Regions from separate parts of the Mus musculus genome. Here regions 1 and 2 are each linked to region 3. The links are chromatin loops, found by intact Hi-C in ENCODE. Cell type or tissue: left cerebral cortex. All regions are shown on one strand. Region 1 overlaps Cadps2 (Ca2+-dependent activator protein for secretion 2). Region 2 overlaps Wnt16 (wingless-type MMTV integration site family, member 16). Region 3 has its middle 1.5 kb from the start of Fezf1.

The links. A loop is a pair of places that touch in the nucleus more often than their neighbours do. Peaks named below come from ENCODE experiments on the same cell type or tissue, not always from the same donor. Only the 100,000 strongest peaks of a DNase experiment are listed, where the experiment ranks them.
Region 1: it touches region 3 in a loop (2.3-fold over the local background); 3 of 42 quality-filtered maps call a loop at or near these places.
Region 2: it touches region 3 in a loop (4-fold over the local background); 4 of 42 quality-filtered maps call a loop at or near these places.

The regions. Positions count from the first base shown.
Region 1 is chr6:23,456,928-23,459,427 of GRCm38, reverse strand. All of the region lies in intron 8 of Cadps2 (Ca2+-dependent activator protein for secretion 2), which reads left to right. Among named protein-coding and RNA genes, the nearest start is that of Gm38775, 110 kb to the left of the region's middle. In left cerebral cortex, CTCF peaks have their summits at 1,276 and 1,479 (motif pointing right); a DNase peak (open chromatin) is centred at 1,482.
Region 2 is chr6:22,293,720-22,296,219 of GRCm38, reverse strand. All of the region lies in intron 3 of Wnt16 (wingless-type MMTV integration site family, member 16), which reads right to left. Among named protein-coding and RNA genes, the nearest start is that of Wnt16, 6.7 kb to the right of the region's middle. In left cerebral cortex, no CTCF peak of the experiment used is centred here; no DNase peak of the experiment used is centred here.
Region 3 is chr6:23,248,473-23,250,972 of GRCm38, reverse strand. It overlaps a transcript of Fezf1 not described here. Among named protein-coding and RNA genes, the nearest start is that of Fezf1, 1.5 kb to the right of the region's middle. In left cerebral cortex, a CTCF peak has its summit at 1,248 (motif pointing right); DNase peaks (open chromatin) are centred at 746 and 1,944.

The DNA.
Region 1 (2,500 bases), 210 kb before region 3:
AACACAGTGTAGATCAGCACGGCCCAGCCTGTGCAGAACACAGTGTAGATCAGCCCAGCATGGCCTGTGCAGAACACAGTGTAGATCAGCACAGCATAGCCTGTGCAGAACACAGTGTAGATCAGCCCAGCACAGCCTGTGCAGAACACAGTGTAGATCAGCACAACCCAGCCTGTGCAGAACACAGTGTAGATCAGCACAGCATAGCCTGTGCAGAACACAGTGTAGATCAGCCCAGCATGGCCTGTGCAGAACACAGTGTAGATCAGCCCAGCATGGCCTGTGCAGAACACAGTGTAGATCAGCAAGGCCCAGCCTGTGCAGAACACAGTGTAGATCAGCACGGCCCAGCCTGTGCAGAACACAGTGTAGATCAGCCCAGCATGGCCTGTGCAGAACACAGTGTAGATCAGCACAGCATAGCCTGTGCAGAACACAGTGTAGATCAGCACAGCATAGCCTGTGCAGAACACAGTGTAGATCAGCACAGCATAGCCTGTGCAGAACACAGTGTAGATCAGCACAGCATAGCCTGTGCAGAACACAGTGTAGATCAGCACAGCATAGCCTGTGCCGAACACAGTGTAGATCAGCACGGCATAGCCTGTGCAGAACACAGTGTAGATCAGCACAGCATAGCCTATGCAGAACACTAGATTCCATTAAGAAGCAGATAATGCTGGGCAACAACTGAATAGGACAGTGTGCTCAGGAATCCAGTTTTGACACCAACATTTAAGACTGATTGGCATTCTGTTTTCTAAGGGAAAAGTAACGCATGCTCTTAATGGAAGCAAAACGAACTAAGCAAAACTATTTCGGCTCTATGAAGAGAAGGTGGAGAAAGTCATTTACAGATCATCGTCTGCTAAGAACTCGCTCTTTCTCACTCTCTAATTGGTATTCATTTTTTAAAAAATCCGTAATTACCATTAGATTGGCTTTGATTCTTCTCTGCAGAATTATCTTGATCTAGCAAAGATTTATGTGATAACAGTTCAGATATTTATCCCCAACTTCATATGTAAAAGGAGGTGGTTTTGCTTATGGTTAAATTTTAAAATTAGGACCCGGAATGCTTTTTAATAGCTAGTGAAATAAATGTTCTGCTCAGCATGGTCCTAGCAGCTAAGTTGTTGTGTAGGTGGTAGTGACTGAACCTATAGCTTCGCTCAAGCCACTGAGCGACAGGTTCAGTCACCAACGGTGGGTTTCTTTCTCATTAGATCCATTTTTGACCTATGAATATATGACTCTAAAATGGTTCCATTGAGGTGAAAATATTGAGTTATTTGAACTAATGCATGTTAGAGTCCTCGAAAAAGTACTGATTCCTTGCACACACAAATCCCTTAAAATGAAAGAAGAGAAAAGTGCAGGTTTTATACCCAAGTTGTAAGAGGAGTGACTTCAGGGCATCTTTGGAGGCAGCTGCGTAGATCATTTGACAAAAGGAGTGAGGCGTGTGTCCACTAGATGGCGCTAGCGTTCCCCACAAATAGAAGCTATTGACTACAGACTTGGGGTTAAGAAGCACTATTTACAGACTGGAGTCACCAAGACATTTTCTTTTCAAAAATGCAAAAATAAGAGGTTAGAAGGAGGTGAAGTGGCAGTTCATTTTGGACATCTCAAGCTTGTCAAGACACTTTACTGAATTAATATAGAGCAGCTTTAATATGTGGTGATATGTGGTAATTACAGCTACCACAAGGTCAGAGCTATCTGACATTGAAATGCCGAAATGTTGGATAGATGTCAAAGGTTGTTCTTCTTCTTTTCTGTTGACTCTTTGGATTTCATTTTCCATTTTATTTCATTTCTACAGGCTACAGGCTACAGACTTGTAGGCACAGAAATCACAAACATGGCATTATTGAGCTTTAAGCTAAAGGAGGAAAAAAACATATGAACCTAGAGAAGTGAATTCGAACCCCTTCGGACGCAGGTTTCTTGTTACCGTTGGCTTTGTTATTCGTTCTCCTGCACAGAAAATGAGAGGAATCTTGAACTTCAAAGTAGAGTTTCCTGTAATAGTGTGCAGTTAGTTTGTTTGGGGTTGGGTGATAAATAGAGTGAATGTAAGAAATTTCGTAGCTTTGAAAGCTAAAGCTGGTCTCTAGAAATTTCCCTTGTTGGGATTGGACAGATGGCTCAGTGGGTAAGAACCCTGGCTGCTCTTGTAAAGTGCCCTGGGCCTAGCACCCACATGGCAGCTCACAACTGTCTATAACTCCAATCCCTGGGGATTTGACACCATCTCTGGCCTCTGCAGGTACCAGGCATGTGTGTGGTACACAGACATACACGCAAGAAAAATACTCGAGCTGGAGAGATGGCTCAGTGGTTAAGAGCACTGACTGCTCTTCCAGAGGTCCTGAGTTCAGTTCCCAGCAACCACATGGTGACTCACAACCATCTGTGATGGGATCTGATGCCCTCTCCTGGTGTGTCTGAAGAGAGCAATTGTGTACTCATATACATAAATAAATCATAATTT
Region 2 (2,500 bases), 950 kb after region 3:
TTCTGTCAACATGTTAGGGCAAAATGAAAAATTAATCTACCCAATTCCGTAAGTTAAAAATTAAGCATATTATTTCACAAAAGCAGTTTAAATTCTACTTACAGCTCTTATCAAAACTACAAAATGACCAAGGCTCTATTACTACTGAGATGTCTGCTGAAGGGCATTTTTCTAAAATTCTAACAGTCTAACCACAAAGAATATTTCAAACTATTGTACTGCAGATTTAAACGAGAACATATGATATTGATTTGTACAACGTTTAATACTTCTCGGTAGCATTTAAAACAATCAATTGAACAGTACTCAAACCCTGTCCTTTTTTAGAACATATGATATCATAATTTTTATTCCTAAAGCTTCAAAACTAATAATTACATTTATTTCTTAGTATACAGAGTGGAACCACCCTATTGTGATAAAAGAACAACTTATTGAATAAGATATGGCACATAGATAACCTGATTTATGACATTTGATATTTGCAAAATACTTGCTTCTTTAAGAGATCTATAGATAAAGTTTAAAATTCAGAAAAATGTTTAAAATTAATGCAATCAGTGACCTTTGTTCGTATTTTAAGTGGTAATGGATACGGGGGGGGGGGGGAGAGAACTCAGTTAGTGTAGGTAATAAAATAAATTGTCCGAGAAGCCCAGACCTGAGAGTAAGATAAGTGTATGTTTAAACCAGATCAGCGTTCCTGATAGTCATCACTTGCTGATTTAAAGCTGCCGTCCCTTCAGATCATGACTGAGAGAGAGCCCAACTTCCTTTTACTCTCTACTTTAGACATGGGTGTTGTTGGTTTGCAAAGCACCAAAGACAGAGTGGATGGCACATCAAATAAATGACCTTTGAACTGTTCACTCACACAAAGCAGTTTTAAAACATCCGCAGTGGCTTACCTGACTGAGAAGAGGTGACAGCAAGCAAAGTCACTGCTGGTGGGGTCAGTGCCCCCCCCCTCCCTCCCCAAGCCCAGAAGCTGACGGGCTGGCCTCCAGCTCCCTCATAACTGTCCCAGCCAGTGTGAGTCCACCCAACTGCTTCAGGGTTTGCAAGAATAAGAAAAGAGACTTGCAAATTTGATTTTGTCAGCTACTAAGCTTAAATTAGGATTTTGAGGGATTTTCCTACTCTAGAGAACAACTCTTTTTAAATCTCAGTGTTCCTGAATTTCCACTATTATGTTTTTAAACTTCTAGTTCTATGACTTTTAATCAAAATTGTCCCTAATGTGAGTAGAAGAAATATTCTTATATTTTTGGTTGTGAGCCTAGCATTTAATGGCTGAGCCATATCTCCAGCCCAGAAATAGTATTCTTATCACAGATGTGACACATATTTTTCTCTCCAAGAATTTACATATATAAATGAACTTCGAGGAGAAGAATTCCACACATTTCACATACAATTTGTCCCCATAATATTCCAGAGATAGAACTCGGAATTGAAGTTGAGCAGGACAGTTACTGCTTGGAGAATTTTATGAAACGAGGAGTTTCAGGCTACACACACACACATACACACACACACACACACACACACACACACACACACACACACACACTTCCACTTTGCCCGCATCAGTGTTTCTTGGAACAGATTTTCACAAATCACGTACTTGATCTGGTTTTATAGCAAGAAATTCTTTTTACTTAATATGTAGTTAATGAACAAGTACTTAGTTGTGATTCCAATTTTATGGAAAAATAAACAGCGTGGTTAAGACACTTGTCTTACATAAATTGGTGATATATGATATAAAGTCTTTATAACTCAGCAAGATAATCTTAGAAAAACAGAGGAATGAAAGTGGAAAAATAAGTATATTTAAAGATCTTGCCGAAACTCTCCAAAAGGTGTGCCCTGTATCTTCTCTGCTGCGGTTCTTAATTAACGTTAAGCAGTTAGTGTGGGCTGCAGTGGTTGCTTGATGTTTTCTGGTAACTGGAAAAGAGAATAGCAACCAAATGGATTGTGTGTGGTTATGGGAAAATTCCTTTCTCTCCTCTATTTAAGTTGTCAAGGTTTATAACAATGGTAACAAAGGAAGGTTTTGTTAACTATTGCAAACAGATGTGCCCATTTTGTTGGCCATAGTGTAAACAATGGGAGAGCAATTAGGAAGGTGGCATTTAACCTGCAGGGGTTCCTCATGGAAGCTTTGGGTTGGTAAGATTCTAATGCAGTGAATTAGGAAAGATGTATCCCTGCAACTCCGTGCAAAAACAGACACCACCGAAGAGATGGTTTAAGGACTCATTGCCTCCCAGTTTTAAGTCAAACTTAATGCAGATTGTTTTCTACACACTGCTTTATCCAGACTTTCCTAGGAATGGCCAGAAACTGGCGTGGAACATTTTGTAACCAACAATTCATTGTGCAAGCCGTGAGAGGACCTGTTTGATTTAGGAACACTGCGAGTTAGGATTGGATGGATGATCATGTAGCGGTCCTATTCCTCCGACCCACTTCATCTCTTTCTACCCCCAAA
Region 3 (2,500 bases):
CTTTTAAAAGTTAGTGTCCACTAAAGAGGCAAATAAAGACTTTTTTTTTTTTGACCCGTTGAGGAGGGGGAGGGGGAGGGGAAGAAGAGAAGAGGGAGGGACACGCGACGAACGCAAAAGAGACTGGTGGCACTCAATCAAGAAGGCAGGTAACGCTCCAGAGGCCGGTGAGTTGTTCAAATCAGCTGGGGGCTCCAGTGCTTTCCGCGGCCGAGCAGTTTCTCGCCTTTCTGCTTTCTTCTTTAAACTTGTTCCGGGGAGGGAGGAGTGCAGCAGGAGGGAGATTTTTTTTTTTTCCGCTGTTAAGAAAGCAGGTAGGAAAGGGAATCTGATCCGCCCCAAAAGGCAGCAATTAAAGTCTTAACCTCTACCCATCTGTCTTGGGACAGGGACACTCCCGACCCCGCCTTTCCTTAAGCAGTCCAGGTCACCCGCACCCTTTGTCTGATCAGGGTGAAGGACCAAGGTTCTGCGGCCCCAAAAGCAAATCGAACGAACATTTCCAGTTGGGGAAAAACTGAGGCCCCAAAGGATTCCAGAATGCCTCCGGATTTTTGTGTTGCCTCCTTTTCTCTGCCAGGGTGCCCTGCCCAGACTCCTACTCTTCTCTGCCTCTCAGGTCTGCCCAGCTAGAAGTGCCTGGGTACCTGAAAGAAGACACTCCCAGGCCTAGCCACCAAGGCGGGCCACAAACAGCCAGACTTTTCCACCATCTGGCTTCTTAGCCGCTGCAACTTTCAAAAAGACTTCTGTTGGCCCCTGTTTTATTTTATTTTTCCCAGCAATTATTTCTCCAGCATCCACTTAGCCGTCCCGCCTCGCTGTCAGGCCTCAACAACTCGCTGTCTTCGTTTCCACCCAACTGGGCTTCCCTGGCAGTGTTTAAACTGACTCGCACCGTCTGGGTGGGGCGGAGGAGCCTGGTGGTATGAGCTAGAAAGGGGGTTTGGAGAAGGAGAGATCTTGAAAGCCAGTTGCCTCCATTCGAATCCCAACTTGGCACCTTCCAATACATTAGCCTTAGGCTCAACAATCCTAGGCTCCCACATTCACCTCCCACTGCTGGCCCTTTCCAGGGTTCTCACCAGAGGACAGCACATCTTACTCTTGGCCAGATACCTGGCGGATACTTGGTCCACACACGGTAGAGTTAACTCACCAGGCTGACGGTGCTTGGAGTTTGCCGGCAGCTCCTTCCCGCGGCCTCCAGGAGGCGGTTCAGGGCTCATCGCTCAGCTTCCTCCGGGAACTGGCTTGAGAACGGCGGGGGTTTGTCTACGGTCCGCAGCCCCAGGAGCGTGCCTGGGGTTCTGCTCTCGGCGACCGAAGGCTCCCGGTTGACCTCTCCGGGGAAGGCGCGCGCCGCTACTCGGGCGGGAGCCGCGGGGACCCGCGCAATGGGAGCCTCAGCGTCCGGCCTTTTCATGGAAAGCTCGCCCAGCTAGCGAATTTGGGCCCCAGGCGTCACACCAGGAGGGCGCTGGGCGCGCGGGGGAGGGTGGGGGGGGGTAGGGGACGCTTAGGGTCTCCAAACGCTCGGGGGGGGGGGGCAGAAATGGTCCGTGACCACCACACTTTGTTCGTCTGCGCGCACAGACACGCGGGGTATCGCGTGCACTGATGAGCCGCACGCAGACGCTGGCAGCCAGGGTAGGGATCGACAGATTGTATTCCCCTTCTCCGCTCCACGTTTAAAACCCTCTGCTCTGGAAGAGCAGTGGGCGCAAGTTCTTTGGAGAAATGCCCTTTCGGGGTTCTCTCTGGAAACTCAAGGAAGCGCGCTCACGCGTGTGTTTGTGTGAGTTCAATCCGCGTCTAGGTCTCTGGCCGTGTGGCTCCCTCTTATTCTTTGCAACTCAACTTTGTGGTGCTGGTGCGTCTTTCCCAGGCCTATTGCCATGGGCATCGCTTTGACAAAACCACAAACGCATAACAAGCCTCCCAAGGCCTTTACATCTCAAGGGCATTTTGGGAGGCCAGTTACCTGCTGGTGTCTTCCAAACGGTCCAGACGCGGCTCGAGCTGCAGCGACTCCTTGATTCAGGGAATGAGCACCACCTCCCGACCTCACCCCCCAGACCCCCTCGAGTCCCGGAGGATGAAAGTGGGCTGCGTAGGAGGAGGCATCGTGGCCCGAACTGAGCTCAGGCAAGCCAAGCACAGAAACCTCGGATTTTGCCGTCAGAGGTTTCCTGGTCAAGGCTTTCTAGAGCCTGGCGTTTGATAAATATAGCCTGGCATTTGCCCCTGAATTAGACTCTGTTTCCTTATTTAGCCCTAGCACAATGATTTTAGATGATGTCACTTAGAGCTAAACGAGAAAATTGATCTCAGATTTGCTTGGCCTCTAAAGCCTGGTTAAGCAGATTGAGAATTAAAAAGACAGAGGAAGCTAGGGGGAGGGGCAGCTGAAGGGTAGAGAAGTGTGTGCGGGCGAGTGCTTGCGCGTCGGGGAGGGCTCTGCGCGTTGCAGAGAGCGCCCCCGCCTCTTCTGGGCGGG